7 separate regions of the Homo sapiens genome follow, and regions 1, 2, 4, 5, 6 and 7 are each linked to region 3. A link is a loop called in an ENCODE intact Hi-C map of the cell type or tissue named here. Cell type or tissue: IMR-90. All regions are shown on one strand. Each heading gives the region's core, and the rest is flanking DNA. Links, peaks and the distances in the headings are about the cores only.

Region 1 (4,408 bases), core at 293-4,292, 490 kb after region 3:
GTCGCCCATGCTGGAGTGCAGTGGCGTAGTCTCAGCTCACTGCAACCTCTGCCTCCTGGGTTCAAGTGATTGTTCTGTGTCAGCCTCCCGAGTAGCTGAGATTACAGGCATGTGCCACCATGCCTGGCTAATTTTTTTTTTTTTGTATTTTTAGTAGAAACAAGGTTTCACCATGTTGGCCAGCCTGGTCTCGAACTCCTGACCGCAGGTGATCTGCCTGACTAGGCCTCCCAAAGTGCTGGGATTATAGGCATGAGCCACTGCACCCGGCCTGAACTTACAAAATATATTAAAAATTCAGCAAGAAATACTCAAAATTGACAAGAGTTTAAAAAGCCATTTTTGATAAGTTGATACATTTGAATGAGATGATTTTCCTGTGTAGCCTCATTTTGGGTTATGATTTGATGTATTTAAGCATTTCCTTTATGTGCAATAAGTCTCATGGCTGCTCACTTAATACAGACACTTCATGTGAGTATAGTAGTTTATGGCTTAAAAATCTTTCTCCTTTTTTTTTGAGTGCAGTGGTATAATCTTGGCTCACTGCAACCTCCACTTCCAGGGTTCAAGTGATCCTCCCACCTCAGCCTCCTGATTAGCTGGGATTACAGGCGTGCGCCACCACACCTGGCTAATTGTTTTGTGTTTTCAGTGGAGACGAGGTTTCGCCACTGTTGGTTAGGCTGGTCTTGAACTCCTGACTTCAAGTGATCTGCCCCCTTCAGCCTCCCAAATTGTTGGGATTACAGGCATGAGCCACTGTGCCCGGTCTCTTACAAATGTTCTTGACACATTGTCTCAGTTGATCTGCACGGCATTTCTGAGAGGTGGTGGTGTTCTTGTCTTTCAACCAGTTAGGCAGGTACCTCCGAGAAGATGAGCAATTTCCACAAAGGCACCCAATTTAGAATATTAGAAACACCAAAAGTTTACATAATTCAGCTGTAATGCAATGTGTATTGGCTAGCATCTGCGGTTTAACACTATTGTTTTATCAAGCCCAGGCGTTTCCATACAAGTAGTACTTGGAACTCTCCCATGGGTCCTCCTCTTGCAATCACAGCATTTGACACTTTTGATTGGATGCTTTTTCATGGTAGCGAATATTTGTTGAGAAACTGTTCTGTATCAGTCACAGTGCTAAGCGTTCCTGTGTATCCTCCACACTCAAGTCTCAACAGTAACCTGCTCACTAACGGATCTCAAATCTGTATCTTCAGCCCAGGGCTCCCTCATTTCCATTTGGTTGCCTAACACCTGCTAGAAGGTGGAAAAAGAGTCGTAGCAAGTACTGCAATCATCTGCCCACTATTAGAATATCTAAATACGAGGCCGGGCGCAGTGGCTCACGCCTGTAAAACCCAGCACTTTGGGAGGCTGAGGCGGGTGGATCCAAGGTCAAGAGATCAGATCATCCTGGCTAACACGGTGAAACCCCGTCTCTACTAAAAATACAAAAAATTAGTCGGGCATGGTGGTGGGAGCCTGTAGTCCCAGCTAGTACAGGCAGGAGAATGGTGTGAACCTGGGAGGCGGAGGTTGCAGTGAGCCGAGATCGTGACACTGCACTCCAGTCTGGGCGACAGAGCGAGACTCTTAAAAAAAAAAAAAAAAAAAAAGAATATCTAAATATTTGTCTTTCCACCTTCTACTGAGTCTGCAAGCTCCAAGAGAATCAGAGGCAACACATTTTTCACTTGACTCTCCCTACAGTCAATTTAACTTTTAACACATAGTGGTTTCTCAATGTTTATTGGCCTCAAGGTACATTGTATCTAGTATGTTTAAATCAAGCCAGGAAGGAAGAAATAAAGTTGGTAATTTGGCCACTAGATGTCACACCACACTTGATGGTCAACAGAAAATTCCTGGCCTATGTTGTTCCAAATTTCACCTCGATTTTAATATGAAAGCAAATCTTGTGTTACTGTATTCATTAATCTCAACCATTTGAAACAAAGTATCAACCAGACTTTTCTTGGTGTTAGTGTCAACTTTTAATTACTCATTTTTATGGGAGGAGACAATGTCTGGGGATAACGTGCAAATAATTTGTAGTTGACTTAGGAATTTATCATGTGACATTTTCCCAGTCTGTTTGCCTTTTTAATTGTCTATGGTTAATATTAATTTGCATTCTGAGAACTGTGTGAGATAAATTAGGTGTAGTGAGGTAGGGATTAATCTGAAATTAACGATTTTATTAAGCAAAATTTTGCTGATGCCATCCTCGAAATTAAGTCCTTCAGTGGATTCCCATTGCTTTTGTTTTTAAATTAAAATAATTTTTTTTGAGATAAGGTCTTGCTATGTTGCCCAGACTGATCTCGAATTCCTGGGCTCTCCTGCCTCACTCTCCTGAGTAGCTGGGATTACAGGTGTGTGTCACCATGCCCAGCCTCTGTTGCTTTTAGAAGCATTGTCCAGGTGTGCTAGCTCATTCCTGTAATCACGGCACTGTGGGAGGCTGAGGCAGGAGGATCACTTGAGGCCAGGATTTCAAGACCAGCCTGGGCAACACAACAAGACTCCGTCTCTAGAAAAAAAAAAAAAAGGAGGACCAATATACTGAATGTGGCCTACCTGGCCCTGCCTGCTTGGAAACCTACAGAGCTCACCCACCTCTCTCCTAGGACATGCCTCCTCCAGCTGTGCCAACCTTTTTTTTTTTTTTTTTTTTTTTTTTGAGACGGAGTCTCGCTGTTGCCCAGGCTGGAGTGCAGTGGCGCAATCCCGGCTCACTGCAAGCTCTGCCTCCCGGGTTCACGCCATTCTCCTGCCTCAGCCTCCCGAGTAGCTGGGACTACAGGTGCCAGCCACGGCGGTGCCCGGCTAATTTTTTGTATTTTTAGTAGAGACGGGGTTTCACCGTGTTAGCCAGGATGGTCTCCATCTCCTGATCTCGTGATCTGCCCACCTTGGCCTCCCAAAGTGCTGGGATTACAGGTGTGAGCCACCGTGCCCGGCCAAGCTGTGCCAACCTTACCTGCGAAATGTGTCAGACCCTTCCCTCCTATTCCATCAGATTTCAGTTCAAGAGTCACTGCCTGATGGCAGATTTCCACGACCTCCCACTGTGCTATTGTCCTATGGCTGCTGTAACAAATCACCCCAAATTAGCAGCTTGAGACAACACACATTCTCTTACAGTTCCGGAGATCAGAAGTCTCAATGAGCCCCACCAGGCTAAAATCAAGGTGTCAGTGGGGCTATGCCCCTTCGGGAGGCTCTAGGGGAAAGTCTGTTTTCTTTTCTTTTTTTTTGAGACAGAGTCTCACTCTGTCGCCCAGGCTGGAGGGCAGTGGCACGATCTTGGCTCACTGCAACCTCTGCGTCCTAGGTTCAAGTGATTCTCCTGCCTCAGCCTCCTAAGTAGCTGGGATTACAGGTGCGTACCACCACACACAGCTAGTTTTTGTATTTTTAGTAGAGACGGGGTTTCACCATTTTGGTCAGGCTGGTCTCGAACTCCTGACCTCGTGATCTGCCCACCTTGGCCTCCCAAAGTGCTGGGATTACAGGCGTGAGCCACCACGCCCAGCTGGAAAGTCTGTTTTCTTGTCATCTCCAGTTTCCAGAGGCTGTCTGCATTCCTTGGCTTGTGGCCTCTTTTCATCTTCAAGACCAGCAATCATATCACTCCAGCCTCTGACTTCTGCTTCTGTGGCCTCATTCCCTTCGCTGACTCTCATGATTCTTCGTCATTTAAGAATCCTTGTGATTACATTAGGCACAGCCAGATAATCCAGGATCATTTCCCTATTTTAAGGTCAGCAGATTAGCATTCCTCTATTTTGTTTTATTTATTCACTCATTGATTTTTTTATTTATTGAGACAGAGGCTCACTCTGTCACCCAGGCTGGAGTGCAGTGGCGTGATCTTGGCCCACTGCAACCTCCGCCTCCCAGGTTCAAGCGATTCTCCTGCCTCAGCCTCCCAAGTAGCTGGGACTACAGGCACCTGCCACCATGCCTGGCTAATTTTTGTACTTTTAGTAGAGACGGGGTTTTACCTTATTGACCTGGCTGGTCTGGAACTCCTGACCTTATGATCCACCTGCCTCAGCCTCCCAAAGTGCTGGGATTACAGGCATGAGCCACCGCACCCAGCCTATTTTAATTTTTAGAGATGGGGTCTCACTATGTTGCCCAGGCTGGTCTCGAACTCTGGGCTCCAGTGATCCTCCTGCCTCAGCCTTCCAAATTCTGGAATTACAAGCATGAGCTACCAGGCCTGGCCAGATTAGCATTCCTAATTCCATCTAGGACCCCAGCTCCCCCTTGCTACATAATGTAACATATTGACAAGTTTTGGGGATTAGGATGTGAACATCTTTGGGGGCCATTATTCTGCCTACCATAGCTACCTAAGTTAAACACAAAAGATTTTAAGTTCTTATAACCA
Region 2 (4,408 bases), core at 270-4,269, 470 kb after region 3:
GCTATGAAATTAAAGCTATTGGGCTGGATGCAGTGGCTCACACCTCTAATCCCAGCACTTTGGGAAGCTGAGGCAGGCAGCTCACGAGGTCAAGAAATCGAGGCCATCCTGGCCAACATGGTGAAACCTGGTCTGTACTAAAAATACAAAAATTAGCTGGGTGTGGTGGCGTGAACCTGTAGTCCCAGCTACTCGGGAGGCTGAGGCAGGAGAACCAGGAGGCGGAGGTTGCAGTGAGCCGAAATTGCGCCACTGTACTCCAGCCTGGTGACAGAGCAAGACTGCGTCTCAAAAAAAAAAAAAAAAGAAAAGAAATTAAAGCTATTTCCCTAGAAGTACAAAGGTGATGCACAGTCTCGCTGATATTTCACTTTTTTTTTTTGATTCCCCTGCCTCAACCTCCCAAGTAGCTGGGATGACAGGCACGCAACACCACACCTGGGTAATTTTTGTATTTTTAGTAGAGACGGGGTTTTGCCATGTTGGCCAGGCTGCTCTTGAACTCCTGACCTCAGGTAATCTGCCCTGCCTTGGCTTCCCAAAGTGCTGGGATTACAGTGTGAGCCACTGCGCCTGGCCCTAATCCTAACTTTCATTCTCCCTTGGCCATCTTCCATTCACACTGAACTAACTTTAACATGTAAGTTTGCCTAGAGAGAGGAAATCAGAATGCTCTTAACTCAGTAAAACAAAATAAAAAGAGGCCTGGGCAACATCGTGAGACCCCCATCTCTACAGAACATTTTTAAAATTAGCCGGGCACGGTGGTGCTTTCCTGTAGTCCCAGCTACTCAGGAGGCTGAGATGGGAGGATCGCCTGAGCCCAGAAGGCCAAGGCTGCAGTGAACTAGGTTCACACCACTGCACTCCAGCCTAGGCGACAGAGCTAAATAAAGCAAAATAAAAAGACACTCATTCATCGTGTGTTCTCAAAAAAACAGGCTGCAACAGCGATGCAGCTTCCAAGCACTTTTCAACCCTGTTGAAAACTTACTCATCGGGTATATTTACTTTACTCCCAAATCATTTTTTACTGAATCCATGTGTCAAGTGATGTCCTTTATGCTTTAAGAATAGCTGCCTGTTCTTTGCTGTACCTCTGGCTTAACCAAGGGAGGAGTGTGTTTGGGGGATGCTTTTCTCTCTCAGTGTTCTGAGCAGGGAACGTTTCCTTTGGGGAGAAGTCCCCACCCCTAGGCACACATACACTTGGAAAAGGTGCTGGTCTCTGCAACGGACGCGCAGACTCGGTTTCACACAAGATCTGAAAGAAAGGATCTCCCGGCCTAGCTTGAGAGCCAAGACTAACTACTTTAGGAAATTCTTAGAAATGTTGGCAGGTCTTTTTTGTTGTTGTCGTTGTCTGAGGGATTCTCCTTACCTGTTTAAAATAGAGTAATTCTTTTTTTTTTTTTTTTTTTTTTGAGACAGAGTTTCACTCTTGTTGCCCAGGAGTGCAGTGGAACAGTCTCGGCTCACTGTAACCTCCGCCTCCCAGGTTCAAGCGATTCTCCTGCCTCAGCCTCCCAAGTAGCTAGGATTACAGGCACCCGCCACCACGCCTAGCTAATTTTTGTATTTTTAGTAGAGACAGGGTTTCACCACGTTGGCCAGGCTGGTCTCAAACTCCTGACCTCTGCGATCCACCTGCCTCAGCCTCCCAGAGTGCTGGGATTACAGGCATGAGCCACTCCGCCCGGGGTTTAAAATAGAGTAATTCTAAGAGCATCTTTTCAGGGTACTAGTGAATCTAAAAGGTGACTTCAAAAAAATCTCTTTCCTCTCTTCCCCTGACGTGCCCCCATCCCCAAAATAAAACTGCCAAACGAAGAAAGCCCAACAGCCCCGGCGCACCCAGCGCACCTTCCTCCGGGGCACGCTCTGCGCCACCTACCGGATGATGCTGAGGAACTGGGTCATGGTCAGCTCCTGCGGGACCAGGAACTTGGTTTTGTCCAGCGGGGGCAGGAACGTCTCCCTGGGGTAGCGCTCCACTACCACCTGTCAAGAGTGTCAGTCCTTAAGAATGTGACTCAGCGTGAGTGTTAGGAACTTGGAACAGACAGAGGGAAGCTGTTGGCTGCTCTTGGTTTTTCAGAGAACAGGATCGGAACCCCACCCCCACGCCCCCCAGCGGAAGTCCAGTGGTGTCTTACCGGGATTTTGTTGGGGAACTTTGCCCGGATTCCAGCAACTTCCTCTTGTCTGATTGCTGTGAATATTTCAAGCACAAGAGAAGAAGCAAAGATCAAGAAAAGAAGCAAAGATCAAGAGAAGGCCAGATCCGCTCCTCTCTTTAGATAACCCAGAAAGCTACCCCAAGAAATTTACCCAAGCTTTTCCTCTGCTTGAAGGGTCTGACGCTTGGGATTTTCTGTGGAGGCGGCATTGCACTCAGTAGCTGTGTCTGTTTTAAAAAAGAAAAAAAAACTGTCCCGCAACCGGGAACCTAACTCATTCCTCCAGCTGCTTCCAAACTGCCTGCAGGAGCCTGAAGGAGGCCCTTATGTAGGGCTGAGTGACATCAGGCCTCTCCTCTCCCTCCCCTCTCCCCACTCCCCCTCCCTGGGCAGCAGGAGGTCAGTTCTGATGGAAATGGAATCGCCACCTGCTTGCTGGTCAGAGAAAGCCACTTTGTTCATGACCAGTTCAAGATGTTTCTTTGCAAAAGAAATTAGGGTTTGTAATAAAATCATTGGCTGGGCAGCGGACTGTGGAGAGGTAAAACTGCCTTGTGCTGGGATGTTTTTGCCCTTCAGTAGCAAGGGGGGGTCCAAGCTGGATCCACCTCAGCCTGAAGTGTGCTGTGTAGTTCTCACAATGGTCCATGCCCTTTATCACAGAAGGAAACCTATACTAAGAAAGGTGAAGTGATTTGCTCGAGGGCACACAGCAAGTAAGAGAAGCGGTATGGATTAAAACCTAGAGCTGTACACTGGGTGCAGTGGCCCACGCCTGTAATCCCAGCACGTGGGAGGCCGAGGCGGGTGGATCACCTGGCCAACATGCTGAAACCCCATCTCTACTAAAAATACAAAAATTAGCCGGACGTGGTGGCTGGCACCTGTAATCCCACCTACTCAGGAGGCTGAGGCAAGAGAATCGCTTGAACCCAGGATGCGGAGGTTGTAGTGAGCTCAGGTCACACCATTGCACTCCAGCCTCGGCAACAAGAGCGAAACTTCATCTCAAAACAAAACAAAACAAAACAAAAAAAACCCAGAGTTGTTACAAGGAAGTCCAAGTACTACACTCCAGTATATTCTGTCACTTAGTTTTCTCTGGGATAAAAGAAGGAAGGAAGGACAATTGTCCCCAAGATCTTGCTTTTAGAGTTAAGAAACTGGGTCTCTGGTCATACATAGGGGAAACCAAACTCCATTTCTCCTATATTCTCACAACACAGATCACTTTTGACACTAGATGTGTGTGTGTGTGTGTGGGTGGGTGGGGGTTCCCCATACACCGAGCAATCACTTCTACAGTGGACACCAGCTAGGTGTCCTCCAATCCAACTCTGACACTGTCTACCTGGAGACAGCATCAGATCGGGCTGAGGGCTCTGTCCCACAAGACTGTCCCCCACTTTCAATGCCGATTGCAAGCCCCAAGTTGTGTTTGTTGTTTTTTTGCTTGTTTGAAACAGAGTCTTGCTCTGTTGCCCAGGCTGGAATGTAGTGGCACGATCTCAGCTCACTGCAATCTCTGCCTCCTGAGTTCAAGCGATTTCTCCCGAGTAGCTGGGATTACAGGCACATGACACCATGCCTGGCTAATTTGTGTGTTTTTAGTAGAGAGGGGGTTTCGCCATGTTGGCTAGGCTGGTCTGAAACTCCTGACCTTGTGATCCTCCTGCCTTGGCCTCCCAAAGAGCTGGGATCTCATGCGTGAGCCACTGCGCCCAGCCCCTAGCTTGTTTTCCCTGTGCTTCTGATCTATGGGACATAAGTCAGGCTTCCCACAGCCCCCGCCTTGGGTTTCATTAATTGGCTAGAATGACTCACAGAACTCAGGGAAACACTTTTACCGGCTTATTACAGAGGATATCACAAAGGGTACAGATGAAGAGATGCATAGCGAGGTATGGGGGAAGGGCATACCACCCTCCAGGAACCTCCACGTGTTCAGCTAGCAGAACCTAGGCCTTTTGGGTTTTTACGGAGGCTTCATTATGTAAGCAAGATTGATTAAACCATTGGCCACTGGTAATCAATTTAACTTTCAACCCCTCTACCCTCCCCAGAGGCTGGAGGTGGGGCTAAAAATTCCAACCCTCTAATCTCACCTTTGTCTTTCTGGCGACCAGCCCCCATCCAAAGCTACCCAGGGACTGCTAGCCGTCAGTCAACTGATGAACTAAAAAAAGACACTTATTGCCGGGCATGGTGGCTCATGCCTGTAATCCCAG
Region 3 (4,408 bases), core at 136-4,135:
AAATAGTTATTCTTTCCAGATAGATGTATAACTTCGAAGCAATCCCAGTCAAAAATCCCAACCATATTTTTATTTTAGGGATTTTTAAAATGGAATTAACAGGCTGATTCTAAAACAGATGGAAATACAAAGCACCAAGAATAGTCAATACATTATTAATGAAGGACAAGGTGGGTGAATTGATGAAGATATTAAGGATTGTATTAAAGCTATTGTAATTTGGCTTTGGAACTGGCATTAGTAGGTATAGTATGGGCAGTATAGACTATATGGAATGAAATAGAATAGAAACCTGGAACGAGACCCACACATATATGAACACTGGACCTACACCAAAGGCAATGCGGGAAAAGGAAAGTCTTTTCATTTATTGGTACAGGGAATATTGGGTATTCATTTGGAAAACAAATAAAATTTTGACATCTATATCACAGCATTCCAAAAACAAAAAAACTAACTCCATGTTGATCATAGACCTAAAAATGAAAGGTAAATTATAACTATTTTAGAAGTCAACATGGAAGAATATCCTCATGACCTCAAGATTATACAAAAAAAGTGATAAAACATGACATGAAAAACTCTAACCACAAGGGAAAAGAATGTATTAAATGAAGAATATTCTTTCATCAAAAGACACCACTAGGAAAGCAAAAAGGCAAGCCACAGAGTGAATGAAATGTTATTTGTGACATATCTAAGTACTAAAGTTCATATGCAATGGGACTCAAAAAAGGAAAAAAAAATTCCCACCCTCCCCCCCCAAAAATTAACACTACCTATACAGAAGAAGAAAAAGAAGTTGTGAATGAACAGGTAAAAATGTGCTCAACTTCACTGATAATCAAAGGACTGCAAATTAAAAGAACACTGAAATATAAAGCACATCTACCAGACTGGCAAAAATTAAAAATTCTTGGCAATACATACATTGGTGAGGATACAGCAGAAGACAAATTTTACACATTGTGTTAAGTAAAAGCTAATGCACTACTTTGGAATGTAACTTTCGTTTATTCAGAAAGGTTAAAAATATGCATAAACATGGCTGGGCGCAGTCACTCACATCTGTAATTCCAGCACTTTGGGAGGCTGAGGCGGGTGGACCACTTGAGGCCGAGTTCAAGACCAGCCTAGTCAACATGGTGAAACCCCATCTCTACTGAAAAAATACAAAAATTAGCTAGGCGTGGTAGCAGGCACCTGTAATCCCAGCTACTCGGGAGGCTGAGGCAGGAGAATCAGTTGAACCTGGGAGGCAGAGGTTGCAGTGAGCCGAGATTGCACCATTGCACTCCAGCCTGGGTGACAGAGTGAGACTCCATCTCAAAAAAACCCAAAAAACAAAAAACAAACAAAAAAGCATAAACAGCATATGAAACCTAGAGATACTCATACATATGTACATGACATTGTATACACAAGAGTGTTTATGGCAACACCATTATTCATGATATTAAAAATTTGGAAACACCCCAAATGTCCATCAACAGCACAATGGACAAATAATAAATGACGATAAAAATGAATGAACTGGAAAAACATGCAACAACACAAATGGATCTTAAGAGATATAATATTGAGAAAAAGAAGCAAGTTGTAAAAAAATAAACAGTATAAGTTCATTTATAGGAAAGTTCAAAAAAGTCAACACTAAACTATTTTAGGGATGCATCTATCATGGTACAATTATACATAAAAGCAAAGAAAGTTGGTATGGCAGTTACCTCTACGAAGGAGGGGTGATTAACAGGGGGCACGTTAGACTTCTGGGATTCTGGCAATATTCTCTCTCTGCACCTAAATGGTAGTTACATGGATACTTGCTTTACAGTAACTTATTATACTGTTCATTTGTGTTATAGTTCATAATTTTTAAAAGATTTTTTAACAATGATACATATTGATACTGAGGAATTGATACATATTCTCTACATATTGATATTGAAGAATTCTCAAGCTATATGTTGTAAAGTGAGAAATATGATGTGGAAAAAGTTTTTAAATGTATGTTTAAAAAGAAAGGAAGGAAGGGAATGAGAGAGTGAGAGAAAGAGAGAGAGAAAAGGAGAGAGAGGAAGAACAAGAAAGACATAATCAACGTGTAGAAGAATACGGTAACCCACACACCAAAACAGTTGTTGTCTTTGGGCAGGAGGAATAGGTGGCCAAGGGTCAAGGTTAGCAGGATTACTATTCACCGTGTACTCTTTTGTGTCTTTAATTTCATGCCATGTTAATGTATTACCTATTCAAAATAAATAAAATACCTAATCATGCTTATCCACAAGGGGTCACTATTGAATGCCATTTAACTCTAGTTCCTAACCAGGGAAAAAAACGTTCTGAATTCTTTATGTGCTTAACAGGAAGTGAAGAAACAACTTCATTTATGTTCTTATTTTACATTACACCACATCATGTTCCAGAAAACAATTGCCATTCGCAAATCATGCACAAAAGTATAACATTTAAAACGGAGTGAAAAAGACAAAAAAGTGAATAGATAATATGAAGTCGGGAATGAGTTTACAGAAGCGTTGTGTCAGTCATCTCCCCTAGTGGTAATTAGACTCTAAATTTTCGATTCTAAAATTAGATTCTAAATTTTCTAGCATCTGGGCTGAAAAAAAAAAGGGGAAGTATGGTCAGTTACACAATTCAAAATGTTGATCGGGAGAATATTAAGACCTTGCAGAGAATTTTCCCTGGTAGAGCCTGTTAAAAACAATCCATGAGGACCCTTTAGATGAAATTTTTGATTGGTCTTAACCACAAAAATGATCCACAGATGAATTATGAAACCATGTCATCTTACTCTCTAAGGGAGGTATAAGATGTTTTTGGACTTCAGATGAGAAGGGCTCCATTCATGGTTAATCATGAATGAAAACGAAACTAAGAATATATGCTGTAGAAAAAGAAGAAGAAAAGCCACAAGACTGCTTAAAAATTTCTGTGTCTTACACAGAAGATAGAAAAAATAGAGTGTCTCCAATTGGATGGATTTTTTAAAAAATTTGGTTATTGTAATGGATTTATTTTTTCTTAGAGCTGAGCTGATTGTACTTTGGCCAACTAATGGGTTAATACTGTCAAGGGAAATTAGCCCTGACTAAACATTGCCGCTGGCTCATGAATGCACTAGGCTTGGGGCAGTATAAAAACTCAGAGAAATCAGTGTGTAGGAGACACAGAAATCAGTGTCACTCAGTGACAGAAGCAACAATAATTGTGAAAAATACTTCAGCAGTTATGGACTCATCTGTCATTCAAAGGAAAAAAGTAGCTGTCATTGGTGGTGGCTTGGTAAGAATTTTCAGATGGATTACTATTGTTGGTGGTATTATATTAACTATTATTACTCGTAATGATTATTATTCGTCACTTCTGCAAATTGTTAATTTTCTTGTGAAAACTCTGATATTTAAATACAGCTATTTTGTTTATTTTTTTAATATTTTTATTTTCATAGATTTAATATAGTATGAGTTTTAATCTGTTCTTTTTCAGGAAAGGTATTTTATAGCCATTAAATACAAAGGTTTCTGTTTTCCCTCATCATTTTGGTTTAGGATTTGTTAAAAAGCAAAAATAATGCAAATTGAATTTGATTTTATCCCCAAATTGGCTATGTTTTTAGGAACAGGAATTAGTCTCAATATTCATTTTAATAAAAACATTTGTTCCGCTTTGTTTAATAACTCAGTTAATGCTGTCTAATGAGAATAAAAGGGTCAAGAAACATGAAGCTAACGTCAAAGTATCATGTTGAATGTTCACTAGTTATATGAGTAATTGGGAATAAGATTTATGTGGTCGCCTGACTTACTTGACTCTTCCAGTGGAGCACCTAAGACAGTGGAGTGAGGTGTTCACCTCTCACTGAGCACGTGACGTAAAGGTGCTGGGGCTTCCCCCATACCTAACAAGACGGAAGGAGAGGTCACTCTCTGCTTTCATAGTTATGGTGCCAAAGGTAGTTCTGTTTAACATGGGTCTGCTCCGATTCAACTTTGCTTTTTCCCATCTCAGCAGAATTTCTGTTTCAGAATACAAACATCCCAGTTAGTCAAGGTTAAATCATTTCCCTATCACCTTTGGTCAAATCATTTGGAGACTTTTCATTAATTATTCATATATCCACTCAACAAAAAATTTATTGAGGGCGTAACACTGTTCTAGGCTGAATATAGATGGTATATTTTATGCCACACATGTATTTATACAGTATATGCTGTCTTTTGTTCTGCCTTCCTTAGTGTCTTTTCCCCAAAGTGCTAGAACAGTTCTTTTAATATTTCTGATTCTAAATTTTCATTTAGAAATGCTATCACATGATGTGTTGGTCACTGGTTGGGACATGTGTCGTCACTGCTTCATACTAGGCTTGTGTCCAATCTGTCCT
Region 4 (4,408 bases), core at 219-4,218, 370 kb after region 3:
GTTTTGCCACAGAGATTAGAAATGAGTCTGATTATGCCTCTGGGTTCAGCTGCCTGCTACATTGCAGGAGATTCAGAGGACAGTGGAACATGTTGAACTGAATGAAGCATGAGTGTACAACTAGCAAAATTCAGACTCGGGAGGCTCAGGTGGGAGGATCGCTTGAGCCCAGGTGGTCAAGGCTGCAGTAAGCCATGATTACATCACTCAACTCCAGCCCCGGTGACAGAATGAGACCTGTCAAAAACAAAACAAAACAAAACAAAAACACCAAACAAAAACTAGCAAAGAAAAAACTTTAGTTGAATTCTTACTCTGTTATACAGAGGCCCCATCATCCTTCCATGCTGTGTCCCAGATAAGCCAGTGCTAGCATTGTGGCTGTCCTTGGGCCATCCCATCTATCCTTAGAGTTCAGGCTACTTTTGCCCTGCAATCTTAGCCCTCTAATGATTTTATTTTATTTTTTATTTTTTATTTTTTTGAGACGAAGTCTCACTCTGTCACCCGAGCTGGAGTGCAGTGGCATGATCTTGGCTCACTGCAACCTCTGACTCCCAGGCTCAAACTATTCTTCTGCCTCAGCCTCCCAAGTAGCTGGGATTACAGGCACCTGCCACCACGCCTGGCTAATTTTTGTATTTTTAGTTTCACCATGTTGGCCAGGCTGGTCTCGAACTCCTGACCTCAAGTGATCTGCCCGCCTCAGACTCCCAAAGTGTTGGGATTACAGGCCACCGCACCCAGCCCAGCCCTCTAATGATTTAAAGGAAAGTTATGATTTTGTAGATTATCCAGTTTTTCTTGTTACTAATGTGAGAATGAATCTTTTTTCCAGCTTCCTCCATCCTAGGCAGAAATAAAGTCCCAAATCTTTGTTTTTTAACGGGTCATAGAGGACCCATCATCACCCTTTATTCATTCCTTGATCATCTCAGGCTAGAGAAGTCTAGGGATACAGCTATATATAACATGACCAGAAGAATTAACTGGGCCGTAGCATAATCACATATTTGAAACAGGTAAGTGAGTCATCTGTGGCTAGAGACAAGTCCTGGTCACTTCCCTATTCTGCCCCAATACTCAACTTATTACATTCAGATGTTGCTTAATGGCTAGATGCAGCTTTGAGGGTAATGCTTCTATTAAATATGTCAGTTCAGTTTTACAATGGAAAATTCTGAAGATGGATGGTGGTGATGGTTGCACAATATGAAGGTACTTAATGCCACTTAATCATCCCCTTACAATTGTTAAGATGATAAAAATTATGTATATTTTACCCCAATAACAAGATCTTTTAAGGCCGAGCATGGTGACTCCTGCCTGTAATCTCAGCACTTTGGGAGGCTGAGGCAGGCGGATCACCTGAGGTCAGGAGTTCAAGACCAGCCTGGCCAACATGGTGAAACTCCATCTCTACTAAAAATACAAAATTAGCCAGACGTGGTGGCACGCACCTGTAATCCCAGCTACTTGGGAGGCTGAGATAGGAGAATCGCTTGAACCCAAGAGACAGGCAGAGTTTACAGTGAGCCAAGATCACACCACTGCACTCCAGCCTGGGCTACAAGAGTGAAACTCTGTCTCAAAAAAAAAAAAAAAAAAAAAAAAACAAGATTTTTAAAATTAAATTTTACAATCCAGTACAAAATAAAAGCATTGTCCATCCTTGTTTCTCAAAAACCCAGAAAGACCTTGGTGATCTGGTCACCCTTCCACATTCTTATTATTCAGTGACTTCTCATACCAGGTACTGTATGTTGTATAGCACCTGAAGTCTTTCTAAACACATTTCAGTGTGTTTTATTTATTTATTTATTTGAGACGGAGTCTTGCTCTGTTGCCAGACTGGAGTGCAGTGGCATGATCTCAGCTCACTGCAATCTCCACCTCCCGGGTTCAAGTGAGTCCCCTGTCTCAGCCTCCCGAGTAGCTGGGACTACAGGAGAGTGCCATCATGCCTGGCTAAATTTTGTATTTTAGTAGAGATGGCGTTTCACCATGTTGACCAGGATGGTCTCGATCTCCTGACCTCGTGATCCACTCGCCTCAGTCTCCCAAAGTGCTGGGATTACAGGGATGAGCCACCACGCCCGGCCACAGTGGGTTTTATTTAACAGTTAACTGGCTCATGCTTTAGGGGAGGCAGAATAGTTGAAAGAACCAGCTAGGAATCAGAAGACTTGGTCTGTAATTATGACTTGCCTGAAACTCTAAGTGACCTTTGGAAAGCCACGAAACCTTTACTGTCTTTTTTCTTACAGGACAATCATGAGAGATTGATCTCTAAGTCTGAAATTGGCACTCCAGTGTTTTCTGAATGAAAACACACAGTAAATTCTTTGATTCGGGAGTAAAAACTACTCCAAAACTCCACAAGAGGGCAGCTCCTCCACACCTGAATGGCCTCAGAGACCTTCCAGGCACCTTTGAGGTTATTGTAAAACCACTTTTTTATACAATGTTTTATTTTTATTTATCTTAATTATACAAGTAGCACACAAATATATTCCCACATAAAAAGTCCAACATTACAGATCAATTTCAAGTCACTTTTGATTAGTATGCTAATCCTAGTTTCCTCCCCTGTTATCAGGTTGTTTTCTGAGACTTTGAAAACACAACTTCTGCAACTAATTTTTTCAATCTGCATATAATTTGAACATCATTAATATCTATGTATGTATAAGAAATTTGTGGATATTAATATACTTCTCTTAACTCTTTAAAATGCATGTGTCATAATTTACTTGTTTCTTAATGACATTTAGATTATTTATCTTTTTTCAGTATTCAAAGAATGCTGCATTGAATATTTCAGTACTGTACTTTCAAAAAAGTGAAGAGCCTCACAAGACTTCATGGTAATTAATATTTTAATTAATTAATTAGTTTTTAATTTTATTATTATTTTTTGAGACTCCACCCAGACTGGAAAGCAGCGGCGTGATTTCAGCTCACTGCAACCTCCGCCTCCCAGGTTCAAGAGATTCTCCTGCCTCAGCCTCCTGAGTAGCTAGGAGTACAGACGCATGCCACCATGCCCGGCTAATTTTTTGTATTTTTAGTAGAGACGGGGTTTTGCTATGTCGACCAGGCTGGTCTGGAGCTCCTGACCTCAAGTCATCCACCCACCTTGGCCTCCCAAAGTGCTGGGATTACAAGCATGACCCACTGTGCCCAGCGGCAATTAAGATTTTAAAGCTAATTTATTAAGCCAAAGGAGGAATGTTTTAATAATTTTACTAGCCAGAAAAAAATATATAAAGTCAATTCATAGAAAGGGGACTGAAAGAGGGGGAAATGCCTGGCAGTCTTCCTTGGAAGCATTAGGTTACTCCATTCCATGATGTAAATCATTCTGGGATACAATTTCCTGCTAGGGCATTTTATCAGGTATGCTTTTGACTTAGATCAAATTAGACACAAGTAGCAAATGGCTCAGCGAATGCAGATAACTGAAACGAGAAAAGAACGATCCAGTGTTGCACCCAGGAATGTTAGGTGCTGTGTCCTGGTTACTTTTTTTTTTTTTTTTTTTTTGAGACAGAGTCTCACTCTTGTTGCCCAGGCTGCTGGAGTGCAATGGCGTGATCTCGGCTCACTGCAACCTCCACCTCCCGGGTTCAAACGATTCTCCTGCCTCAGCTTCCCAAGTAGCTAGGATTACAGGCACCCGCCATCACGCCTGGCTAATTTTGTATTTTTAGTAGGGATGGGGTTTCTCCATGTTGGTCAGGCTGGTCTCGAACTCCCAACCTCAGGTGATCTGCCTGCTCAGCCTCCCAAAGTGCTGGGATTACAGGCGTGAGCCACGGCGCCCAGCCTCCTGGTTACTTCTGTGTGCCCCACAGTGGAAAGGAAATGTTCGCAGGTAATGAGTCAGAGCAATTCAGATTTCATGTGTAGAAGAAAAGTTCAACATAAACATATTGGACAATATTAATGTAAAATATGGTCAGCCTTCCACATTCTTATTATTCAGAATAAAACTTTTATCTATAGCGAATATTCCTGAAGAACGTTTGGAATTCTTCAGAATCCAAACGTTGAATGTCCCATTCAAGCTGTCAGGTTCCAAATCCTATGTTTCCTGAAGAGACATGGCTGGGATCCGGCTGGGAAAATTCCGAAGGTGCCAACCTTCAGGTCACGGTACCTGACTGGTGCTGCATTCTCCTTCCAGCCTTGAAGATTCTGAAAGTGGAGGTTTCTTAAGCAGATACAGAGCTAATGGCCAGGTTTCTTGGGAGTACATTACAATAAATGCAAGAGGTGCAGAAAGCAAGAAATTGCTCTGGATCTTAGAAAAATGGGCTTGGAGCTCCATTAGTGTCTGCTACCTTCTGCAACCCAGATTCCAAATTGTTTTCCAGACTTGTGTTAGAGTTATTGGTGTCAGAAC
Region 5 (4,408 bases), core at 315-4,314, 96 kb after region 3:
TCCGAAGCCATACTATTGTTATATATGTGTAATTTGATTAATTTGCCAATAGTCTGTCAAGTGAATAGCACCCCTTCCAAAAACAGTATGCTAAAATGTTTTTACATTGATTTTGAGGTAGTTGCCATGCATAGAAAGATTACCTCTCATTTCTATTAATATAATTGCTTTGCAGAGGAACGGTATTTCTGGATAAAATTATTTTAAAAATACCAAAAATTGCAAATTTCAAACCTATACCAAACTGGGGCAGGATGAAAAATATTCTCTCATATTCAAAACTTTTGTTTTGGAATCTGTGTTATAATAAACCACCAGAAGGAAGCCACTGTGAAGATTGGCGAGGGAAGGTAGCGGGGAACTGGGGGATCTATATGGGAGCAGCAAAGACAGCAGTTCCTATCAACAATGACCCTGTTGAAGAAGCACTGATAGGGGTCAGAAAACCTGAGGAAGAAAGCAGACTCCTTATGAATATTCAACACTTGCTCTAGTGCAGTTTTTCTCAACTTGGCGCTTATCGATATTTGGGGCTGGATAATTCTTTGTTATGAGGGAGCTGACCTGCATTGCAGAATGTTGAACAACACCCCAGCCCTCTACCCACTGAATGACAGTAGCATCTGATTCCCAGATGTGAAAACCAGAATGTCTCCAGACTTTGCCAATAAAAGGCCAAACACTCTGGTTTAAAAATCACTGCCTTAATGGGAGAAAATTAGCAAAATTATTTAGATGGAACCTCTTATATCTAAATGTGTACTATTTTTAAGTAGCTTTATTGACTCATATAGGCTTACCCTAAAACTAATGATCTGTACTAATAATACAAGAAGCCAGGACTATGATTGCGATATATTTTACCAGAGATGGGTCCTAGTGGTCCTCTGTTCCTCAGGTTGGAACCTAGAACAGTGTGAAGGCAAGAGGATGACATGGAAGAAAAGAGCCACTGGAAACTGCTAGCTGGTCTTTCAATTAGCAAATCGTTGCGGGGGGGTACCTGTGAAATGTAAGCAATTCCAGGGAATGCAGAGGTACCATACACATAGTCTTTGTTTGAAAGGAGATTACAATCTCCTGACAAACTATTTCCAGTGCAATTCTCATCTTTTGCTTTTTACTTTTCTATCTGGTTGGTACTTATGTTTCAACAGCAGGGGTCATTACCAATGTTATGTATTTATAAAATGAGAACAGAACAATGTACAGCTCATTTCTCCATAATACTTCACTTAAATCATTTTAGGAAATTAACTGTATTATTAATTGCCTAAAAACAAGACTCCAAGCACCTCCTCAGCCATACATTCCCCCAAATTTTTCCTTTAAAGCTGGTAAAATACTGCAATGGTTACACAAGCTTTAACTGTAAACTTAACTTACAAATATAGTAAAATTAACTTATAGTAATGATAAAAAATAAAGTTTCCCCATACTGGGTAATATTTACTTTTATGTCAGAGATGAATACGGAACAAGTAAGAGTCTCAAATGAGCAGCAATAGAGAACTCAAGGGCTTTAATTATATGATGTATAATAAAAAGAAATGGCATAAAACACACTGTACTAGTATCCTCAAGGATTAAACTATAAAATGCCTAAATATGTATCTCATTCTGACTGAATTATAATCAGGTATTCATCTTCCTGCTACACTTTGTCAACCCTGCACCTCTGAATCCAGTCATTCCTCTGATGTGTATGCCTTAATATTAAATAGTTGTCCAGAGTGTATTAGAATTAAATATATATTTAGCAACAAGCAAATGCCAAGAATCATAGGACATCAGCAGGGACCAATGAAGGTATTATATATAAAGATTTTAAGCTCGACATATCAGAATAAAGAGATCGTTTTTCTGATTTCAGGAGTGAACTTAACTCCCTTCTCTTTCAATCGGAGTTGGCCCATTTTATTATAATTATAAAAACTGTAATTTATAGGATTATTTCGCTATTTGTTGAAAAGCCAATCTAAAGTTCCAGAAGCCACCACTTTTTAAATAGTGCTTTATGTGTTACATATTCTTACATGTAATAAATCACTCTTGAGATGCAAGCAAAGCGAAACAGTAGCATTTCATTTCTCATTAATGGGTCTCAATACAAAGTAGGAGAGTCCAGGCAAGTCACTTAACTCCTCCAGGTTTTATCTACAAAGAAACTGGTATAAATACCTGCCCTTTCTTACCTTACACAGTTGTCCTGAGGATCACATAAGAAAATGTAGTTGTCAAGAGAAAAGTATTCCTACAAGTGCTGGAGCAGAACTGTTGTCATATATTTTTGTTATAGCCAAATTCTTTCAGGTGAATCACTCAGCTTTTGTACTGTTCGTGCCTTACAGAAAGCTGGAAGTACTGTGCCCCCTGCTGTTGAAATGTGAATACATTTGGTTGCTGGTTAAAAGGAAATGAACTACACTACAAATACCTCTTTATAATGAAGGTAAAAATACTAAAATAAAAATCTGAAAATTTTCAGAGGAAGCAGCCACCTTTACGCAACAGGAGCATGACTTTCACTTGATCCATCAAGATGAAGGCAAATAAAATTAATCTTAATCAGAATTTCTTGGTATTGAAACTTTATGATCGAATTTCTTTATACTTCCTCTCCCTAAGCCCTTGATGTCCTGGGCTTCTAGACCCAATCCCCTAGAGCTCCTCTTGGCTCCTTCCCCAGGCAAAAGAAAAAGTTTCTGATTAATGTGAAAAACTTAACTCACTGAATGTCATCCGAAATAGACTTCGGAGAGTGTTAAACGATTCGGCTTTTAACCTTTAAGCCACCTGTTTTCAACTGTGTAGTGAGTTTTGGCACCTTTTAAAAGGGATGCCGTGCACAAGGCAGAGACTTCTGTTTTGTTTTTTCTTTTGCCAGGAAACAGGAAGTGCTAGTTACAGTGGGGAGTGAGACGGGTAAAAAATGTTTTAAATGCTCATTAAGGTAAAAGGTACCTTACCTTAAGGAAAACATTCCAACAGAATGTTTGTCAGGTACAGAGCACTTATTTTTGTATCTCTAATTTCCCAGAATAATGCCAATTCATAACCCACAGTAGGTGTTCAATGGATGCTTATTAAATTAAATCACCTTGATTTGGATCTCTCACGCTGACTGGAAGAAAGGGTCTGTCGCATCCTCAGTCCCCCAAGATCTGGCCTTCGCACAGGTCTCTCTGCAAACCAGGTTCGGTCACATCTATGAATCCAACTTTCATCTCCACGGTTTTTAAGATTCCCAAGTGACATGTTTGCATTTAGGGGCATACTTTAATTAGTATATGACGTCTTCATGCTGATGTCCTAGAATGTATTACTAATATTTCTATTACTATTCCTTAATGGTGATCAACTAAGAAAAAATAAATTATGAAGTCCATCTTGACCAAGAATTCCTCCCCACCAAGATTTGTAAAACTTTCTGCCACACATATCTGAAGATGATCTTTTTTGACTTTAACACCTAGAAATGTATATTTTAATTTAAAATAGAATTTTAGAAACTTCTAAGAAATCAGTAATTTTCTCACCAGTTCAGTAAACCACTTTACCAATTAATCTTTTATTTTTTATTGCATACATCAATATTTAACAGAAGAAAAATAAAGAACCCCTAATGTTAAACTGAATTACATGTTATCTTCTGATTCTTTTCAATGTAGACCTAAATTTTCACATGTATCAGTAAACACAATTTATGTTCTTATTAACATTTTTGAATCTCACTTTTTTGCATACAATTTGACATATATCAATATTATTGAATGGCTATATAACATTCTGTGATAGCACTAGCAATACACCAAAATTTACTTAACCATTTCCAATCGTTGGGCTTTTTTCCCCCTTAAAGTTATCTGAGTGGAACTGCTAGAAAACTTTGTACAAATAGCTTTTCTTTCTTTTAAATATTTTCCTGGGCATATGCCACTCAAAGTGAGTATGTCAAAAGATCAGTTATAAAGCCCTTTTTATAGTCTTCTACACAGTTCTCTTAAAAGGCTACTAATACACAATGCTGCTGCTATAAGGACACATGCAATTAAAACAGTTTTGCTAATACAATAGCATGAACTAAGTCAAAGTTGCATTTTTAATATTAGGAAATTTGAATACCATTCAAATTGATTTTTTATATCATTTATACACGATCGCTTTATAAATTTGCCTAAGAGTACAAACCCTTATGGATATGCATATAGTTTTACAAAAACTGAGTGCATCCATGTGTAATGCAAATAGCTTCTTTTAAATTCCATCTTGTTTTGTCTTTTTCCTATTTACTACACATTTAAAACTTTTTCTCTTAGTTGATCTACCTTGCCAATTGCCATGAAGTTCCTTTATACCACTATTGGTGTGAGACTTGTAGTATTTTTCTTTTTATACTTAACATTTT
Region 6 (4,408 bases), core at 155-4,154, 80 kb after region 3:
GACTTCTACCTCTCCACAAATTCTACCAGTGGTAAAGTGATGTCTGTGCCTTCGCTGCAAAGCTGCAGATGGATCAGGTATGTGCCTATCACTGTGCTGAGTAGGTCTTTTGGAGAAACCAGAGACATGTGGTCCTACCCTCAAGAAGACTGCAATACTGTATTTTTATATCACACACAACATTACAGAACAATGTAAGATGATATGTGATCATATGTCAAAGTTATGGTGCAAAAACAAACCAGAAAAAGTAAAATCCCAGTGGACTACTGGCTTCATTCAGAGATAAAGCTTAAGTTGGGTCATAAAAGATGGAATAGGTGTTAAGGAACAGAAAGGAATGAAATGGGCATTTCTAGCTGAAGCCTCCTTGAATTATTGCAAGAGTGCCTTGGACTCTGGGGTGTGGAGCCAGGACCAAGAGGTGGGAAGGTCAGTCACTACAGGGGATGGCGCAAAGCTGATCTGCCTTCCATGGCTGTCCATGGTCCACAGCAGGGATAGTCCATCTTTTTCTTACTGTTTTCCCTAATAGAATTTTGAAAAACTATGTATACAACCATATTTAAACTGTGACATCTACATTTTTTGTCTTAAGTTTAAAGAATTGTGTAATATAAACATTTCAAAATTGGAACCATTGGAAAGGGCTTATGTACCCCCCAGCGGTTTTGAAGACAGCGGTCTGTAAAATCAAATCTCGTTGGCATATCATTAGGCTTTGCCTAAGCTTGCTGCAACGGGATACACACCATGCCCAGGCTGCAAACTGCCCGGCATGTTCACTCAGAGCTGGCAGCTTTGATACTGCTGTTCCTTCTGCCTGAATTGCTGCCAAAGATCTCACAGTCTGGAGAAGACAGATGTGTAAACAAACAATTACAGGAATGTGATAAGAGTTAAACAAAGCTGTGTCGGGGAGCTGGAGAATGCAATGGAGGAAGTACTTATCTCTGCCTGGGGAAACACTGGGGAAGGTTTTAAGGGAAAGCAACATTTGAATTGATGAACAGGAGAATTTTATCAAGTTGACAAGAGTGAGGATATTTCAAGGCCAAGGATACAGTATGTATAAAAGCACAGAAGTGAAAATATATATTTAAATGTCTACTCTGTGCATCAGTTTGAGTCAAATAGTTCTTTCCGGTATAACTTAATGATTATACACTCATTTGCAATATTTATCAACAAACACATGTCATACACATACTGTGTGTCAGGCACTGTGCTAGACAATAAGAAAAAAAGATGAATTATAAACAGAGAAGTAAACTACTATAAAACAATGTGATAAATTCAGTAATAGAGACATATGTTTGAGGCCAAAAGTCCTGTATTCAATTCCAGTTTTCTCCATATTACCTAATGAATGTCGTCTGACTTCAGATCAATTTCATTTTTTTTCACATAATTACTCTGTGACCATGGGAAAATTAATTAACATCCCAGAATCTCAATTTGCTCACCAGTAAAACTGAGATAATAGTACCAAAATGCTGTCTCATCGTGTGGGTGTGTGGCTGTATTAAATGAGAATATACATGTTTAGTAAAGTGGTAATGCGTAAGGTATTATTATTATTACTGAATAGTTGAATATCTTGGAGCTAAATTGCTTTAAGTAGTAGAAAGTGGGTGGAAGGCATGGGAGTGGACAGGGCTCTGGAGGTTAAATATCAATACAACTCTGGAGCTTAAATATTAATACAAGGTGTGTTTATCAATATACAACTACCCAATAATACAGTTATTTTCTCACTTTGGCCACTAGATGGCCACATTGAATAGCTTATTTATAGTTCAAGTATCTAGACTGGGGTAAGCAAGTTCACACTAAACAGAAGAGCGTGCTTCAAAAAAGGCCATGACCGAGACCTGTCAATCCTTATCTGTTGTATGAAAAGGTTACTATGACGAAACCCATGCCTTCAAGGAGCACATAATCCAGAGAAGGAGGTAGAAGGAGAAACTCTGCCTATAGTGGGAGGAGGAACACCCAACTCAGGGTATTTTCTGTGGGAAGCAGGTACCACCTGAGTGAGTCTTAAAGATTAAGCACACTTTAACAAGGCCAAAAAAAAAAAAAAAAAAATGATGGGGAAGTGAAGTGACAGCCAATCCTCTTATCCTATTCCAGGAAGAGAAAACAGCTTATGTAAATACATGGAGATCTGACAGAGCTTGCACCATTTAGGTGCCTGCAAATAATTCAAAATGGTAGGACGGAGTTCTAAACAGAGAATGAAAAGACTAAGGACTCTCCTAGAAAACCCTTAAATGCCATGCGTGGAGCTTGGAATGTGTCCCGAGGGCTCTGAGGAGCCATTAAGCTGTTTTTGTTCACTTCCATTACAATACAATTCTAGAGAATTTTATTTTCTTTTGATTTTGCTTTTGGAGGTTTTCCTTATGGGAAGTTCCCTTGGGCTGCAATGAGGAAAATGGATTGTGAGCCAAGCCTGGTTCTAGGGAAACCTAGTGGAGAAATATGGTTACTGTGATAAGGAATGAAACTGATGCAGTGGCACTAGGGAAGGAGAGACGAGGAAGGTCCACCATATTTAAGGAAGTTAATCTTTGTTGGCTGTGGGAATGAATGAAGAAGAATCAAAGCAAGTCTTGGGTTACTGGTTTGTTATAATTAATAGCTGATGTTGCATTGACTTAGAAAAGAAATGGGAGAGAAGTAAATTTGGAAGTGAAGATGATTAGGGGATAACTTATGTCATCATAGATTCTCTGGATCATTTTGAACAATATCTGGATGGACTGTGTTTCAAATTCTCTACCTATAAAATGGGGCAACTGTAAATACCTGTCTTGTGGTCTTCAGAGTTGGCTGGGTGAATGAGCACACAGTAAAATCTTCCAAACTAAGTGGATGCATTTTTCTCAAATTAATGAAAATTTTGCTCACTCAAAAATATATCAATTTGTAGAAATTTAAAAAGATGCAGTTTAACTATTTTTGTTCACAGATAGTAATGGAAACAAAACTCTACGAAGATTGCTTAATAAAGATACTACTTTACTAAGTAGTGGTCTTTATGAGACCATCCCTAGAAGCTTTATAAAATTAATCAAGGAAAAAAGGACAAGGGGAATGTAAAATAAACCAAGCCTGTGGTACATTCAGCATGGATTATGAGGTCAGCTTGCTCTCTGACCTGCTTCCTCATAGCTGTTTGCCTCTTGTCCCAGAATCACGTAGACCCTGTGACAAAATTATAGTTCCCCTTAACTGCTCTATGGATAACAGCTTGAACATTATATAATGTTAAGTTTTCCATTTGAGATATTCTTTCAGGTCCTACGTACCAGTGAAACTACTGACATCAGCTTGCCTGAAGGATCCCACGAGAAGCTGACTCACCAAAGAATGCAGTTTCCACATCCTGATGATTTCATCCTCCGTAACCCAACCAATCAATGACCCCAATTCCCATCCTCTTTCTCCTCATGGTCCCCTTAAAAATCCCAACCCAGATCTCCTCAGGGAGATGAATTTTAGGGTCTCCTCCATCTCATCGCTCAGCACCCACTCAATCATGGCTGTTACCGTGCAGCGGGCATACCATCCTGTTGCTCCTATAATATCTAGTCATATGAAACAATATTAAAGAAAACCAGTACATTTAATATGCTTGAAAAAGTTTGTTCTTTTAAGCAAGTAACCAATTCTTCTTTGAAATCTTGTTTATATTGCTTATTTGTTGAGAAAGTTTCCTTCCTCCTTTTTATTTAATTAACAATAGTAATTTCAGCCCACTAACACTTATAGAGAGTACTTACTATGAGTCAGGGACTGTTCTAAGCAGTTTGCCTGTGTTATCTCACTTAATCTTCATAACAACTCTGTGAGACATGTAGGAATTATAATTACGATTCCCATTTTACAGATGAAGAAACTGAGGCAATAATGGTTTAGTCATTTGCCAAGGTCACAAGCTAAAAAATAAAAGAGCCAAGACTCGAATCACACAGTCTGCTTCCAAAGTCCATGCTGTGCTATACTTGTTTTCTAATTCTTCTTTGAGAATTATCAAAAATTTTATATTAGTGATGTAGAGTCTCTATAGAAAGCATATTTAATCCATTGTCTGCTACGTATGTTCTGTAACCATGTCTAACTTTGATATCAGAAGAAGTCATTTTTTTAAACTCAATATTCTTAAATTGAAGAATTTTAGAGAAAATGAAAGACTACCTTCATTTGAATAATATCTCTCAGCTGTTAGAATGAGTGATTTCCATTTGACCAATAAAAGCAGTTTGCTAGAACAACCAAAGTGGTAGTTGGTTTTTATTATACATGTTTTCCACATCAGGATGTGGAAACTGCATTCTATTAAATTTTCATGTTCAGTAGTCTTCATATTTCGTGCACAATGACTCAGTTTCAAAGGAAA
Region 7 (4,408 bases), core at 199-4,198, 1.8 Mb after region 3:
AGGCAGGCAGATCACGAGGTCAAGAGATTGAGACCATCCTGGCCAATGTGGTGAGACCCCGTCTCTACTAAAAATACAAAAATTAACTGGGCATGGTGGTGTGCGCCTGTAGTCCCAGCTACTCGGGAGGCTGAGGCAGGAGAATTGCTTGAACCCGGGAGGCAGAGGTTGCAGTGAGCTGAGATCACGCCACTGCACTCCAGCCTGGCAGCAGAGTGAGACTCCATCTTAAAAAAAAAAAAAAGCCACTTAATGAGTTCCACTGAAGAGTAATACTAGTCACCTTCAGTGGTTGTAGGTACTGTTGAACAATTCTTTTCTCTGCAGTTGAAGACCTTATATACTCTAGTCAGGAACTCCACTTTCCTCACTTTTCCAACTCCACTGCTGGCACGTCACTTTCTTCGGATGACCTACTTCTCACTTTACTAAGATTAGGACCAACTGACAAGAGCCTCCTCAGCATCTTCTCATCCCTCGAATGTCTCCTCTCCTTATTTCTCCTTTCTTTTCTGGCCCTCTTATTTCCCAAGATGAACATCTTTCTCCCCGTTTTTGATGTCTCCCACTTCTATGTCATCACATTTTTCTTGCATCCTTTATCCTTTTCTCTCCACTGTTTTTCCCCCTCATCCTGCCCACAGCCTTTGTTTAAGTAAACAAAAAGCAGCTTTCCTGTGATCATCTTTCACTTCGTTTATTACCGTCCATTCCTCATTTCACTGGCAGACATCTCACAACAGTTGTCCACCCTGGTAGCTTTCCTTTCACTTCTGAGTGCATCGCAGCCAGGCTTTGAACAAACTGTAGCCTGATTTTATGTTACTGAAGTGCTCGCTTCATGATCACTGGTCACTTCCTGATTACCAAACCCAGTGACCTCATCTCAATCCTCATTGGACTTAAACTCTATAGATTTGGAACCCTGTTAACTGGCCTATCATAACATACCATCTCTTTCCCTTGATTTAGCTGATATGTTACTCTCATGGGTCCACATTGTACCATTCTTGTCTACTCTTAAGTCTCTTTTAACTTGTTTCTTGGTTTCCACAAGTCTTAAGTGTGGACGTTCCTCAGAGTTAGTTCCCAGCCCTCCTCCCATGTTGCCTTGACTTCCTGGGATTCATTTCTCCTCACGTGGCCAAATATTACCAGTGAATACACCCACATTATGCCTTTAGCTTTAACTGCTCTCCTGAGCCCCAGCCCTACGTGTTTTGCTGCTACTAGATCTTTTTTTATGGATGATACACTGCTGGCGTCTGAAACTCTACACAACCAAACCGTTCATTGGCTCCGCCTTCCCATCTACCACTCCTTTTCTTTCTACCATTTTCTCTATGATCGTCTTCAAACAAAGGCATCACCATCTTCACCGCAGTCCTGGCTTGCATTCTTTAAAACATCTCGGTTCTTCCCTATGCTTGCTCTTGACATTCCATCAGTTCCCAAGGTCTTTCTCTCTCTCTTCAGAGTCAAATTTCTATTTAACTATGCCTACCTTTTCATTCTTATACCACTGCCCTGGTTCAAGGCTTCACATCTTCACATGCTTTTTTTTTTTTTTTTTTTTTCAGAGACAGGGCCTCACTCTGTCACCCAGGCTCAGTGGTGCGGTCATATCTCACTACAGCCTTGCACTCCTGAGCTCAGCTGATTCTCCCTCCTTAGCCCCGCAAAGTGCTGGGATTACAGGTGTGAGCCACCGTGTCCAGTGGTATACTTCACGTATTCTTATACCAAGTATGCAGACAATTACAATAGCTTTCTAATTGGTTTCCCTCAAATTTCATCTAATTCCAGCATACTTTTCACAGTGCTCTCATAACATTTATAGTTCCTGAGTTATAAATCTCCCTGTTTAGGTAGCTCCCCTCTTGCAGTAGAATAAAAGACAAATCTGGCCCCATTCTAACTTTGCTAGTCTTCTCTTTCACTCTACTCTTTCATGTCACCTTCACTGTTTCCAGAACATGACCTGCAGTTGGCCATTTTCATTGATTTGCACATGCTGTATTTTTCTGCCTTGTAATAATCTATGAAGTATCTGTTCAATCTATGAGGCTCAACTCAAGTGGCAGTCTTCCTGAAGTTTTCCCCAGCCCCTTCTTGTTTGAATTAACTTCTTTTTCCTCTGTATTCCTGTTGATGTGGTGTATAATTTTGGTAGTTGTTTACACAGTTTTCTCCACCAGAAGACCTTGAAATCAGGTCTGTGACATCTATCATTGTATTTCACACATGACCATTTACGTCTTAATTAACAATAAATGTTTGTTCAGTGGAAGTCAATTATTATTAATGTGAAATTTGTAATTAATTTTTTAAAAAATTTAATAACTGAGAGCAAGCAACACTATTGTTCATTAGGAATCTATAGCATTTTCAGTAAATTAGTAATAATGAATGCAAGGACAAAATGTATTGCAAGTCTAGTACTTTTTATCTAGAAGGTATGTTGAAACACACTAGAATTTTTGCTTTCTAAGTGCATTAAAAAGCCAGGTGGTATACATATTTTAATTTAAAACCCAACTACTTATATTACTGAGTGATGAAATGGTTACTTGGTTTAGTTCCTTGACGTTTGTTGCCATCTAGTGTGGCATTTGGGTATCACATGCTAAATAGAAGGAATTATATATTTACATTCTTTGTGGCAGTGAAAATGCCTGAGGATTTTATAAGAAAATAAATATATAACTTGAGAAGTATATAATGCCATGCAAACATTCTTGTGTGGAACTACCTTGGATAAACTCCCTACTCTCACCACTTTCTAGGTCTCTGATTTGGGCAAGTTACTGAATGTCTCAAAGTACCAGTTTCTTCAATTGAGTGATAAGAACCAATTAAAATGTATTGAGAGGGTTAAATAATCCATGTATACCACTTAGCAAAGTATCTGGCACCTAGTAGGTGCTCAATAAATATTTTTGTTTGAAAATGGAAGTTATTTCAATTGGTGATAATTTTAAAAGAGGAAAAGAATTCACCTGGGACTAAATGGAGAGAAAAAGTAGAGGCTTGTGCAGTCACACCTTGATAAAAAGCTACACGAAGCAGATGAAAAGGTTAACCAGGCCTTAGGCCTGCCTGCTTGTGTTGGAAGGGAAATTGTTGAGAGGTATGTGTAAAGGCCTGAAGGCACAGGCTGTGGCATGAAGTTACCATAAGCATATCTGTAATGATATAACCCTCTAAGGAAAAAAAAAATTTTCTTTTTTACTCATAACAACTTGAACAAAGTATGTATTTCCAATTTGCTAAGACCTATCCTGCCATATATCTTTGTGGGTAAGTGGTGTGAACTTTTTAAAAAAGTTAATTATTATGTATACATAATAATTGTACATATTTATGGGTTACATGTGATATTCTGAAGATTAGTTTTTAAAACAGCAGCCTGGTAGGTTGAACAAATATTTACAAAGACTTTTTCTCCCTTTTCAAATATCCAAATTATTCTGTTTCTTGGATTACAGGGAGTCAGAAAGGCAGGAATTAGAAACCTGGATTAAAAATAAAATCAGAAAAGCATTGACTATTTGGTTATAGTCACAAGGATAGAAAATAACGCTTCTTGATTTGCACATTATCTGTCCCAAAAGAAGTGTAAATATCTTGAAAAATGGTACATAGGGATAGACTGATAAATTTCTGGTTAGCAAGGGTTTATAAATTAAAATCAATAGTTTGCATTATTCATAAGTTAGATGTTTGAAATGTGTTAATCTTTTTAATTTTGTGGGCTTTATTCATAAAAATAAAAATGTTTGTAAGCTTTAAAGTTTATGTTCAAAGGTGTGAGCTGTATATTTTTCATAAGATCTTAATTCCTTAGTTATGAATTATTCTGTCACAAAGATTTCTTGAAAACTAACCCTAGCAGTTGGGAAGGACTTTTATATGATCTACAATAGGTTTCCTGTTTTAAAATTTTAGTTGACTAGATATAAATTTTGTTTTCGAAAATATTTTGACTGCCTAAGATAGTAGTGCCTACCCTTTGGCTTAATAAAACCAGGACTGGGAATATCAAGTCCAATAAACTGTGTTTGAAAAAAAGTGTTAATATGTCAACACAGAATGACCACAGCTAAAGAAATTTCCCAGAAAAGAAAAGGTACCTTCAGGAATGAGTCTGCTGGGTGGGGGGAATGTATAATTCCCCAACTTCTCAAGACCTACAGCCATTTCCACCAAGGAAAGGGCCGTGTTCAGGGAAAGGGAGAGAAGCCAGGACTTGGGAACTACTGAGAGAAATAACAGCCGCAGGCCCCAAATTAACTTTGTCACCTATAAAGATCTATCATTTAATGGTAATTGCCTGTTTATAGCATTCAGTTACTATAAAATTATAATTTATAATTTTATAGAAATTAAAATTATAATTTATAATTTT

Evidence for each region. Peaks named below come from ENCODE experiments on the same cell type or tissue, not always from the same donor. Only the 100,000 strongest peaks of a DNase experiment are listed, where the experiment ranks them.
Region 1: it touches region 3 in a loop (6-fold over the local background); 23 of 110 quality-filtered maps call a loop at or near these places.
Region 2: a loop joins it to region 3, with 6 times the contacts of the local background. A loop is called at or near these places in 27 of 110 quality-filtered maps.
Region 4: a loop joins it to region 3, with 8 times the contacts of the local background. A loop is called at or near these places in 12 of 110 quality-filtered maps.
Region 5: it touches region 3 in a loop (8-fold over the local background); 64 of 110 quality-filtered maps call a loop at or near these places.
Region 6: a loop joins it to region 3, with 4 times the contacts of the local background. A loop is called at or near these places in 60 of 110 quality-filtered maps.
Region 7: a loop joins it to region 3, with 6 times the contacts of the local background. A loop is called at or near these places in 8 of 110 quality-filtered maps.

What each region holds. Positions count from the first base shown.
Region 1 is chr1:242,018,189-242,022,596 of GRCh38, forward strand. No RefSeq gene overlaps it. Among named protein-coding and RNA genes, the nearest start is that of MAP1LC3C, 21 kb to the left of the region's middle. In IMR-90, for the core only: a CTCF peak has its summit at 1,840 (motif pointing right); no DNase peak of the experiment used is centred there.
Region 2 is chr1:241,996,620-242,001,027 of GRCh38, forward strand. MAP1LC3C (microtubule associated protein 1 light chain 3 gamma) reads right to left here and starts at 2,479. Exons shown (of 4, transcript NM_001004343.3): 1 at 2,332-2,479; 2 at 2,157-2,212; 3 at 1,895-2,001. The coding sequence starts at 2,389. RefSeq lists an enhancer at 2,464-2,989. In IMR-90, for the core only: CTCF peaks have their summits at 1,928 (motif pointing left) and 2,130; a DNase peak (open chromatin) is centred at 2,052; H3K4me3 peaks cover 233 bases.
Region 3 is chr1:241,529,190-241,533,597 of GRCh38, forward strand. It overlaps KMO (kynurenine 3-monooxygenase), which reads left to right and starts at 3,189. Exons shown (of 15, transcript NM_003679.5): 1 at 3,189-3,309. The coding sequence starts at 3,256. RefSeq lists an enhancer at 2,772-2,921. In IMR-90, for the core only: a CTCF peak has its summit at 2,307 (motif pointing right); a DNase peak (open chromatin) is centred at 2,322; H3K4me3 peaks cover 866 bases; H3K27ac peaks cover 187 bases; H3K27me3 peaks cover 250 bases.
Region 4 is chr1:241,894,166-241,898,573 of GRCh38, forward strand. It overlaps LOC124904604 (a long non-coding RNA gene), which reads left to right and starts at 2,052. Exons shown (of 4, transcript XR_007067056.1): 1 at 2,052-2,437; 2 at 2,794-2,867. RefSeq lists silencers at 1-128, 968-1,168. In IMR-90, for the core only: a CTCF peak has its summit at 2,391 (motif pointing right); no DNase peak of the experiment used is centred there.
Region 5 is chr1:241,625,309-241,629,716 of GRCh38, forward strand. The region is part of intron 1 of OPN3 (opsin 3); the gene reads right to left. It overlaps CHML (CHM like Rab escort protein), which reads right to left. Exons shown (of 2, transcript NM_001381853.1): 2 at 3,543-4,408. Among named protein-coding and RNA genes, the nearest start is that of CHML, 13 kb to the right of the region's middle. In IMR-90, for the core only: a CTCF peak has its summit at 2,370 (motif pointing left); a DNase peak (open chromatin) is centred at 2,353.
Region 6 is chr1:241,609,422-241,613,829 of GRCh38, forward strand. The region is part of intron 1 of OPN3 (opsin 3); the gene reads right to left. Among named protein-coding and RNA genes, the nearest start is that of CHML, 29 kb to the right of the region's middle. In IMR-90, for the core only: a CTCF peak has its summit at 1,767 (motif pointing right); DNase peaks (open chromatin) are centred at 880, 1,810 and 3,360; H3K27ac peaks cover 669 bases.
Region 7 is chr1:243,322,904-243,327,311 of GRCh38, forward strand. The region is part of intron 9 of SDCCAG8 (SHH signaling and ciliogenesis regulator SDCCAG8); the gene reads left to right. Among named protein-coding and RNA genes, the nearest start is that of MIR4677, 21 kb to the right of the region's middle. In IMR-90, for the core only: a CTCF peak has its summit at 2,602 (motif pointing left); a DNase peak (open chromatin) is centred at 2,608; H3K27ac peaks cover 210 bases.